2 separate regions of the Homo sapiens genome follow, and region 2 is linked to region 1. A link is an interaction called in ENCODE POLR2A ChIA-PET data of the cell type or tissue named here. Cell type or tissue: A673. All regions are shown on one strand. Each heading gives the region's core, and the rest is flanking DNA. Links, peaks and the distances in the headings are about the cores only. Region 1 overlaps UBE3C (ubiquitin protein ligase E3C). Region 2 overlaps UBE3C (ubiquitin protein ligase E3C).

What was found. ChIA-PET counts read pairs that join two places held together with the same protein. Peaks named below come from ENCODE experiments on the same cell type or tissue, not always from the same donor. Only the 100,000 strongest peaks of a DNase experiment are listed, where the experiment ranks them.
Region 2: POLR2A ChIA-PET joins it to region 1 with 5 read pairs; 3 of 35 experiments call an interaction of 5 or more read pairs at or near these places.

The regions. Positions count from the first base shown.
Region 1 is chr7:157,259,554-157,264,938 of GRCh38, forward strand. All of the region lies in intron 22 of UBE3C (ubiquitin protein ligase E3C), which reads left to right. It also overlaps the pseudogene RPL36AP30. Among named protein-coding and RNA genes, the nearest start is that of DNAJB6, 75 kb to the right of the region's middle. In A673, for the core only: no CTCF peak of the experiment used is centred there; a DNase peak (open chromatin) is centred at 2,438.
Region 2 is chr7:157,152,476-157,157,860 of GRCh38, forward strand. All of the region lies in intron 1 of UBE3C (ubiquitin protein ligase E3C), which reads left to right. Among named protein-coding and RNA genes, the nearest start is that of UBE3C, 16 kb to the left of the region's middle. In A673, for the core only: no CTCF peak of the experiment used is centred there; no DNase peak of the experiment used is centred there.

The DNA of each region.
Region 1 (5,385 bases), core at 183-5,182:
GAATAAATGATATCTACTACACTGTGTATGAACATTGAAAACACTGTGCTAAGTGAACGAAGCAAGACACAAGACTACGTATTATTATATGTAATTCCACTCGGATAAACTGTCCTTTGAAAGGCACATTTAGAGACACAGAGCGGGTCAGGGGCTGCACAGGGCTGGAGGTGGCAGCGGGAGCTTCGGAGAAGTGGAGCGACCCAAAACCGGATTGTGGGGGTCGCTGCGGAACTCTGTAAATTTGCTAAAATCATTGGATTGTACATTTAAAGGGATAATCTTATAGTAAGTCAAGTACACCTCAATTAAGCTGTTCTTAAAAATTGACTATAAACTAACACAGCATCTCAGTTAGTGCCCTCAGAACTGGAGTTGGGACCCAGTAGAGAGGTGGAAAGAAGTGAGGCCTAAGTGCAGTGAGTTTGTTTCAAATAGGTCAATCATCGACGCCGTTATGTTCTGGAAGTAATGAATAATAAAGACGTATAAACTTAAACGTGTTAGTGAATACCATCACTCAATGATATCAGTAGAAATGATAATCTTCCAAATTGTTGGAGAGAAAAAATAACCATGCAAATAAAACAGGACAAACAGAACCAACTCTGTTTACCAGATATGGGGGGTGGGGGTGGGAAGTAACATTCAGAATCGTAAAATAGAAAACATAGAATGAGAGAAGCCTGAATGTTACAACAGTGAGTGCGGAGAAACTGACGTAATGAAAGAAAAAGACTTTGAGACAGGGCCAGGAAAACGCTGCCGCCTACAAGCAACACACCTAAACGGAGTGACCCAGAAGGGTTTAGTGGCACGTCCAGGTTCGTGTGTGAAGAAATAGATGGGTCCCCTTCAGAGTTTGAAGCATGACCCATGTGACCAGATAGGAGAATCTCTCGAGCGCAGGGAAAGCTGGGTGCTGCCTGTGTGGTGGCAGAGTCTGGAGGGCTTGCTGTGCTGGGGACTAAAGAGCAGGAGGACTGCAGGTGAGGCGTGCAGACGACTTTTTATCGGTAAAGATTTTAATGCCATTTGGTAATTTTGTCATTAACATTTATTATGATAGACAAGGCTTCTAGTATCTTTGTTTCAAAACTGGTTTGTTCCAAAGCTAGAGATAAGAAAATTATGCATCTCATCTAGTTTCATAAAAGGAAGTTTGGAGGACCTGCTCCCATCAAAACACTGGAAGATGCAGAGACTTTTGTCAGCTCCTGGCTAATTAGATAATGCTAATCATGTGAGTAGCAATAAAAATTCGAAGTCCTGCCAGACGTAGGTTCTAGACATTCTGACAGCCAACTAAAGAGCCAGCAATAACGTGTGCCTAGGAGTGCGAGAGCCTTCTCCACCTCCGTGATGCCTCCGGGTTCGTGCATGGCCACTTGTGCTGCGTGAGCGTCGTAGGTTTAGGGGAACAGAAGTAGAGGGATTTACATGAGCTTTTAAAATCCCAAATAGACTGGCCAGGTGCGGTGGCTCACACCTGTAATCCCAGCACTTTGGGAGGCCAAGGCGGGTGGATCCCCTGAGGCCAGGAGTTCAAGACGAACCTGACCAACATGATGAAACCCCGCCTCTACTAAATACAAAAAAAAAATCAGCCGGGCATGGTGGTGCATGCCTGTAGTCCCAGCTACTTGGGAGGCTGAGGCAGGAGAATGGCTTGAACCCGGAAGGTGGAGGTTGCAGTGAACCAAGATTGCACCATTGCACTCCAGCCTGGGCAACAAGAGCAAAACTCTGTCTGAAAAAAAAAAAAAAAAAAAAAAAAAAAAAAAAATCCCAAATAGACTAAAAGGGAAAATCCTACCCCAGTCAAGACCCCGCACAATCATAATTGAGTTATACCGTGGAAAACACTTTGAGCATCCATGAGACGGTCTTACTGTTTTTTTTATTTTTCTCAATGTTCTAACATATGTGAAATTTAATTGATTTTTCCATGATAAGTGTTTTTGAAGTTGTTATATGTTAGACATCCAGTTTGGAAAAATCATCTTAATATTTAGGCTTTCCGGTTAGCTTAGTATGCCTGGATTTGCCAGGGCTGCAGAATTAATGTAGACTTAAAGGAAGAGAATGTCTTTCAGTTGAAGTACTATAAATAGCAAAGGCAGGCAGGCATAATTTTAAAGTTATGAAACTCCTTAGTGCCAGATTATTGGAGAAGAATAACATCTGCTAAAGCTAATTAAAGTTTAATATGTTTAATAAATGTGATTGTTACAGACAAAAAATCATTAAAGTGCTGTAGAAAATTGTTAAGTTACCATCAGGCCACATAATAAATTAATGATTTTTCTCACTCTGAATTAATGCAAATTCCCGTTGTACTGTATTTAATTATGCACAAAATGGTGCCCTTGACTCAGATTTCAGTGAAGAACTTCATTTTTTTACTTTTAAGTCTCCAAGTAGGAAATTCAATTAGCGTTATGAAAGAAACACTAAAATGTGGCATTTAATTGCAAAATATATTTTAAGCTTTTCATTTATCCAGTGACTTTGCCAGCAGTCACTGACCCCTTCATTCAGAGATCCTTTTCTGTTTCAAAAATGCAATGCTTCCTTTTTAGTATATTCAAGCATTTGTGAAAATTATTGCCCTCATGTACTCAGAATGCTGAATAATAAGTGTAATAAATGTTATTTCTGGTTCTCCTTTGGTTCTCATTCTAACATTTTTATGAGAGATTTAAAGGAGCAAATAAACTATAATTAGAAAAAAAAAGACAATGGATTTTAGCACATATTATATGCCACATATATATTTTTTAATGAAGTTTACATTTAACAGTAAAGAGACCTACAAAGATCAGTAATAAGAATCATGTAAGTCTCTTCATAGGCTTTTTTTTTTTTTTTTTTTTTTTTTTTGAGATAGAGTTTCGCTCCTGTTGCCCAGGCTGGAGTACAATGGCCCATCTCAGCTCGCTGCAACCTCTGCCTCCTGGGTTCAAGTGATTCTCCTGCCGCAGCCTCCCGAGTAGGTGGGATTACAGGCACCTACCACCACCCCCAGCTAATTTTTTTGCATTTTTAGTAGAGGCAGGATTTCACCATGTTGGCCAGGCTGGTCTCGAACTCCTGACCTCCGGTGATCCACCCACCTCAGCCTCCCAAAGTGCTGGGATTACAGGCATGAGCCACCGCGCCCATCCTCTTCATAGCATTTTGTGGGCTGTGCTCTTACTAGTTTTACCCTTAACATAAATTATATGCTAAACTCAACATATAATTGAAACAAAATCCAACTGAAATGTGGGTGTGGCCAGTTGGGTGCCTGTTGTGCTTTGTGACAGCTTCAGTGCTTCCAAAGGTTCCTGCAGAATGGGACATTGCTCTAGTTTGATTCACATTTGACTACAATGGTTAGAAGGTAATTACCTTTTCTATTTTTTAAATTTTTTTGAACATAAACTCAAGATTGTATTGTCTTCATAATAAAACAAAAGATGACACTTAGAATTGGATGTCTTGGCCCTTCCTCCTCTTCTGTCCTCCCAGTTCAGAATGCTCACATCTCTTTATATCCAGCATCCTCTTACATCTGCACCTATGCTCAACGCACTCAAGCCTCAGCACAAGCTTCTTCGTAGTTCTAGCCTTTTCCCGGAAAATCAGCTTAGTCTGCCCACCGTAGCCGCTATGCTTCGTGTCCTAACACCACCTTCCCCGGGCACCTGTCCTAACGCCACCTTCCCAGGCACCTGTCGTAACGCCACCTTCCCCGGGCGCCTGTCCTAACGCCACCTTCCCGGGCATACAGAGAATCCGTGCCCTTTTGTGCCGTGTCGCTTTGTGGGCTTGCCACACTTACAGAAAGTCGAACGGGGGCCGGGTGTGGTGGCTCACGCACTTTGGGAGGCTGAGGCGGGCGGATCACCTGAGTTCAGGAGTTCTCGACCAGCCTGGCCAACATGGCGAAACCCCATCTCTACTAAAAATACAAAAATTAGCTAGGTGTGATGATGGGCACATATAGTCCCAGCTACTCGGGAGGTTGAGGCAAGAGAATTGCTTGAACCTGGGAGGCAGAGGTTGCAGTGAGCCGAGATTGTGCCATTGTACACCAGCCTTGTTGAGAGAGCAAGACGCCAACTCAAAAAAAAAAAAAAAAGTCTAGCAAGTATTAGGAACATTCACTTTGTGGGAGCGCTGTTGGCACCGAAAGCACTTTTTTTATATTGGATTTTTTTTTTTTTTTTTTACCTTTCAGTAAAAGTAATGTTTTCATTATAGAAAATTGGAAATTGTGATCAAGTATAAGAAACCTATATTTCCTCCCATTCTAACCATTATTTTTTTATGTTTCCTTCCTTTAATTAGTATGTGTTTTATCTACCTACATGAGTGTGTGTTAATGTAGATATGCATAATTTTTTCTGTTTTTGGTAGAGGTAGGGTCTTGCTCTGTTGCCCAGGCTGTCAGAAACTCCTGGCCTTGAGTGATCTCCCACACCAGCCTCCCAAAGCACTGGTACTACAGGTGTGAGCCAACATGCTCGGCCTGTTACACACACACACACCTGGTATTACAGGTGTGAGCCAACATGCTCAGCCTGTTACGTGCACACACACACACCTGGTATTACAGGTGTGAGCCAACATGTTCGGCCTGTTAAGCACAGAGACACACACCTGGTATTACAGGGGTGCGCCAACATGCTCGGCCTGTTACACACACACACACACACACCTGGTACTACAGGTGTAAGCCAACATGCTTGGCCTGTTACACACACACACACACACACACCTGGTATTACAGGTGTGAGCCAACATGCTCGGCCTGTTACACACACACACCTGGTACTACAGGTGTGAGTCAACATGCTCGGCCTGTTACACACACACACACACACCTGGTACTACAGGTGTGAGCCAACATGCTCGGCCTGTTACACACACACACACACCTGGTACTACAGGTGTGCGCCAACATGCTCGGCCTGTTACACACACACACACACACCTGGTATTACAGGTGTGAGCCAACATGCTCAGCCTGTTACACACACACAAACATATATATTTTTAAGACAGAGTTTCACTCTTATTGCCCAGGCTGGAGTGCAATGCGTGATCTCGTCTCACTGCAGCCTGCAACCTCTGCCTCCTGCCTCAGCCTCCCGAGTAATTGGAATTATTACAGGCATGCACCACTACAGCCGGCTAATTTTTTATTTTTAGTAGAGATGGGGTTTCGCCATGTTGGTCAGGCTGGTCTCAGAAATCCTGACCTCAGGTGATCCACCCGTTGTGGCCTCCCAAAATGCTGGGATTACAGTCATGAGCCACTGCTCCTGGTCACGTAATTTTTAAATATAATTTTAGCTGTATCTTGTGTTCAGTTTTCTAGGCTACCTTTTTCACTCA
Region 2 (5,385 bases), core at 106-5,105, 110 kb before region 1:
TGGGCATTTTCTTTTAAGGATGTTTGTGTTTCTCTCCTTGTTTGTCACATGCAGATCCTTGCGCTCCTCACTATTTGTTCTCCTGCAGGGCACTTTTCGTTTATGAGCTCATTGATCTCGACTTCTGATATGTGAGGCAGAGGTGTTAGTGTCCTGTGGAGGAAGAAATCAAGGCCTGGAGTCCAAATAATTTAGCAAAACCCCCAACACTGCCCTGTGGTTTGTTTATCCGGATGCTGTACGGCCTCTCCCTCGTGTCTGGGCAGGTTGTCTTGCCGGCACATCTTGCTTCTGTCTCCTGCTTTACTTGTGCATTCCTGTAACTGCTTGGGAAGTTGAGGACCACATCCTGCAGGCACTGAGAAGGTGGTTCCAACAGTCCTACATCTTTTGGAACTAATTTTTCTTACAGTGCAGCTTTAACGTTGTTTAATTTTTTGCCAGGTGTGGTGATGCACGCCTGTAATCCTAGCACTTTGGGAGGCTGAGGGGGGTGGATTGCCTGAGGTCAGGAGTTTGAGACCAGCCTAGCCAACATGGCGAAACCCTGTCTCTACTAAAAATACTGAAATTAGCCAGGCATGGTGGTGGGCGCCTGTAATCTCAGCTACTTGGGAGGCTGAGGCCGGAGAATGGCTTGAACCCCAGGGGAGCAGAGGTTGCAGTGAGCAGAGATCGCACCACTTCACTTCAGCCTGGATGAAAGAGTGGGACTCCCTCTCAAAAACAAAACAAAACAAAATTGTTCAGTTTTGTACATATTATTTTAGAGCTGTGTGAGCAGACGCTAGATTGTTGGCAGTTAGTATGGTTCACATCACATCTTGCCACTGTGAAACCCCTTTACTGCAAAAGACGAAATTTTAGAAAGTGTAACCTTGAAAAAAAAATAGTTAACTCTGGAACCAACTGTCTGTGACTTAGCTGTTCATCTTTTCTGGGCTTTTCTTTGTTGTATTGCGTAATGGGAGAGTCACAATTCTCTTTCTAATTTGTTTTTAACAGAGTCCAGGTCTCACGGCGTTGCCCAGGCTGGTCTTGAACCGAGCTCAATTGATCCTCCCACCTTGGCTTCCCCAGGTAATCCCAAGTGTTGGGATTACAGGTGTGAGCCACACGCCCAGCCAGAAAGTCATAATTCTTGATAAGGATAAAACCAAACTAGATTATCACGAATCTTCCTTGCTCTAAGAATGGTTGCGTTTCTACTCTGCAGTCAGTGGCCTTTTTAAAAAGTTAACTTTTCCTCCCGGCACTCTGGGAGGCTAAGGCAGGCAGATGCCTTGAGCCCAGGAGTTCCAGATCAGCCTGGGCAACATGGCGAGATCCCGTCTATACTAAAAATACAAAACAAACAAACAAACAAAAAAACGGGCATGGTGGTATATGTACCTGTGGTTTCAGTTACTCGGGAGGCTGAGGTGGGAGGACGGCTTGGTGGGGCGGGGGCGAGGTTGCAGTGAGTGAGCCAAGACCGCGCCACTGCACTCCAGCTTGGGTGACAGAGCGAGGCCCTGTCTGGGGGGGGAAAAGTTAACTTTTTCTGTTTAAAAAAAATGATAGGCCGGGCACGGTGGCTCACACCTGTAATCCCAGCACCTTGGGAGGGAGGCCGAGGTGGGTGGATCACGAGGTCAGGAGTTCAGACCAGTCTGGCCAAGATGGTGAAATCCCGTCTCTACTAAAAATGCAAAAATTAGCCAGGTGTGGTGGCAGGCGGCTGTAATCCCAGCAACTTGGGAGACTGAGGCGGAGAATTGCTTGAACCTGGGAGGTGGAGGTTGCAGTGAGCCAAGATCACACCACTGCACTCCAGCCTGGTGACAGTTCGAGATTCTGTCTAAAAAAAAAAGATAAAAGGTCAGACCTTCTAAAGAGTATCCATGAAATCATCTTCTCACTGAATCCCCTAACTTCCCACCATTATTTTCTCAGTATCCTCTCAGAACAAGTCTAAACATAAACATGTCCTCCCCTCTCATTTTCAGTTAAAATGAGAGATCATATTGCTTTTTCACCTCAACAAAATATCTTAGTGATTCCATATCGGCATCTTTATATTTGTTATTTTTCATGGTATATAATACTCCATAGCATAGTTTGATACTTAATATAACCACTTTCCTATCAATGGATACATATAAATTGTCTTTAGAGTTTTGCTATTAAAATAGTGCCTTATTTACCACACAATTCTGAGGTAAGAAAAGAAAGTCTCTTGGCGTATATTGTGATATTTAAATGATTGCGTTTTGCATTGGATACTTCATTTTTTCTCTAGTCAAGTGAAGCAGAAGGAGTGGAGAAGGAACAAAGAAATCTATAACTGGTTGTAGTCAGACTTTATTTTTAAAAATGAGCTCTTGTGATTGTAAAATAATATTTATAATTGGAAATGTAGGCTATACTGAAATGTATTTAATAATTACCTATTGGAACCCTACCCATCCCTTAGAAATGAAATGCTGTTAATGCATAGTCAGTTTTTTTCCCCATCTTTGTGATGGTAAATGGTCAAATATTTTCCTAGCATTTTAAAAACTTTCTTTTGAACTTGCATCATCTTGTGCATTATGTTTTATAAATATGATTTTTAGTGGCTGATGATGATGCACCTGTAAGTATGTTTTGCATTTGTGAAATTGGCGGTTCTCATATTTTCATAGAGATTCTTATTTCATGTAGGTCTGCAAAAAAGAATCCCACCCCCTCCACACGCACACACACACATTGTAGCTTATGCATTACTCACAAATGTTAACTTTTAACATTTTCCTTTACTCAAAGGCAATGTTCTTTGAAGTGTATAAAATGGCTAGCATTATGTTAGTGCCTGAGAGCCAGAAAATACTGAACTGAAACAGATGTGAAGCTGATAATTCTGTGTAAATGGAGTAAATTGTTAATGGAAGATAAGCCAAATAGGTGAAACAAAAACCTCACAGTTTTTTGGGGTTTTTTTTAAATCAAGATATTTACAAACATGCTAACAATCGTTCTGTAAATGGTTAGCAGTTAATTTGGGCATGTGGTCTTTTGGAAGTTACTTAAATTTACTTTGACATTCACTCTAGTTTTTTAACATAAAAATTTTATTCTGAGGGTTTAATGAAATCTGATTTAAACTGTGTACGCTTTACTATTTCAAATAAAGAATAAACTTTGTTACCACTAAATTTATTTAGTGAAGAAAGCATTTTCCCCCCATTTGAAATCATCTTGGTAAGACAAAACGAAAAGAAAATCACCTTGGTAAATGGCATTTGTAAGATTTGGTCATATTTAATGTTCAGAGAAGATAACGATAGTACCTAAAGCTCCACAGGCACCCAGAGCAGTTGGCTGTGCTCACTGTGGATTTCACATTGGTGGGTAGTTACAGCAGGGAGCGTGCACGCTGTCAGGACGATGGCCTCGGTCGTTTCAGAGACCCTTTGGGTGTTTGATGGACCTTGTCTGTAACTGCTACTAGGCATCCTTACGGGTTCTACATCTGCATAATTTGAAAGATAAGGATGTTTTCAACTATGAGTACAATAAATTGAAACCAAAAACTTGTTAATCAATAGGAAGTTCAGTCCTTTTTCAAAATCAAACTGCTTTCTCCTGGTACCTTATTTGCCCCTTTCCTCCCAGCCACTCAGTGGTGAACTTGTTCCTCATTATATTGAGCTGTTTTTAGAACTTGTTCTCATATTGCTTTGTTACTACTTTGTTTAAAAGTGAGAAAATATTATAAGTACATGGGTGATCATTCAGATGGGAATGTAAACAGTCAAATAAAATACTAGAGCCTTTCACCTCCACTCCTCACACCCCCAGTTCTTTTTTTTTTTTTTTTTTTTTTTTGAGACAGAGTCCTGCTCTGTCACCTGGGCTGGAGTGCAGTGGCATGATCTCGGCTCACTGCAGCCTCCACCTCCCAGGTTCAAGTGATTCTTGTGCCTCAGCCTTTCAAGTAGCTGGGACTACAGGCGCATGTCACCACCCCCGGCTAATTTTTGTATTTTTCATAGAGACAGGGTTTCACTACGTTGGCTGGGCTGGTCTTGAACTCCTAACCTCAAGTGATCCACTACCCTGGCCTCCAAAACTGCTAGCGTTACAGGCATGAGCACCGCATCCGGCCCCAATTCTTTAATCCTTACATTCACACTCTATTTTGGGATTTTTACACATCCTGTCAGAGCTGTTCTCTACATACATAATCATATAGGTGTGTAAATTCCCTTCTTTTTAAAAAAAAAAAAAAAAACACAAGCTAGAGCATATTAAACAGATTGCTGTACTTCTCCTGTCCCCCTTAATAATACTCTCGGAGACAGTTCCTGATCAGTAGATAGATCTACCACATTCCTTTAAAGAGCTATATGATATTCCATGTAGTGAATGCCCTATAATTTTCAGCAGCCAAAAAAATAAAGCTGACTCCAGTGAGTTATTAATGTGGTCCTTATTATATGTGAAGACAGCCTTATTTATAGTTAATGTCTTCAGTTATAAGAGTCTTCATCATTAGACTTTTTAAATTACCCTTTTAAAAACTCATGTCCGGCCCAGGCGGTAGGAGGAAAAAATAAAGGTGTAGGCATGATCCTAATTCACAATTATGAATATCAGCATGTGGCTCACACTAGTAAGTGTCAGCTTCTGAAAGTGAAATTTCAGCATACTATTAAAAATAAACCTGCAACAATGAATTAAAAAATTCAATATACAGAAATCCATGCTAGTGATGTGGACGGTAATAGTCCATGCTGTGCATATAATCCTAAGCTGCAGCTACTGAATTCTTAAGCGAGAAATTTGACTACATTAAGAATTAAAACTTTGTACACATAAAAATATCATAACCAAGGTTAAAGAGTAACAAAGGGAATATTTGTAGCATCATGAAAATGATTATTTGTAGAACAAGATGAAAAGATAATCAAATGAAAAAATTAAATGATTCAAACTGTGGAAACATAAAAAGTTAGACGCTGCACTGTGCAGGTGAAGACAAGGGACAGCAGTCACTTTTCATACATTGACATGATCTCCTTGGAGGGCAATTTGGAAATATTCATTAAAATTCAAATGCACATAGCCTTTGACCTACAAAGAAATTTAACCTGCAGACATTACTGACACATTTGCAAGGATATCCACTGCAGTTTTATTTGAATTAGCCAAAAACTGAAAACAACCTAAATGACCATTAAAATATAACATGGTGGCTGGGCGTGGTAGCTCATGCCTGTAATTCTAGCACTTTGGGAGGCCAAGGTGGGTGGATCACCTGAGGTCAACAGTTTGAGACCAGCCTGGCCAACGTGGTGAAACCTGGTCTCTACTTTGAAAAACAGCACAAAAATTAGCCAGGCATGGTGGTGGAAGCCTGTA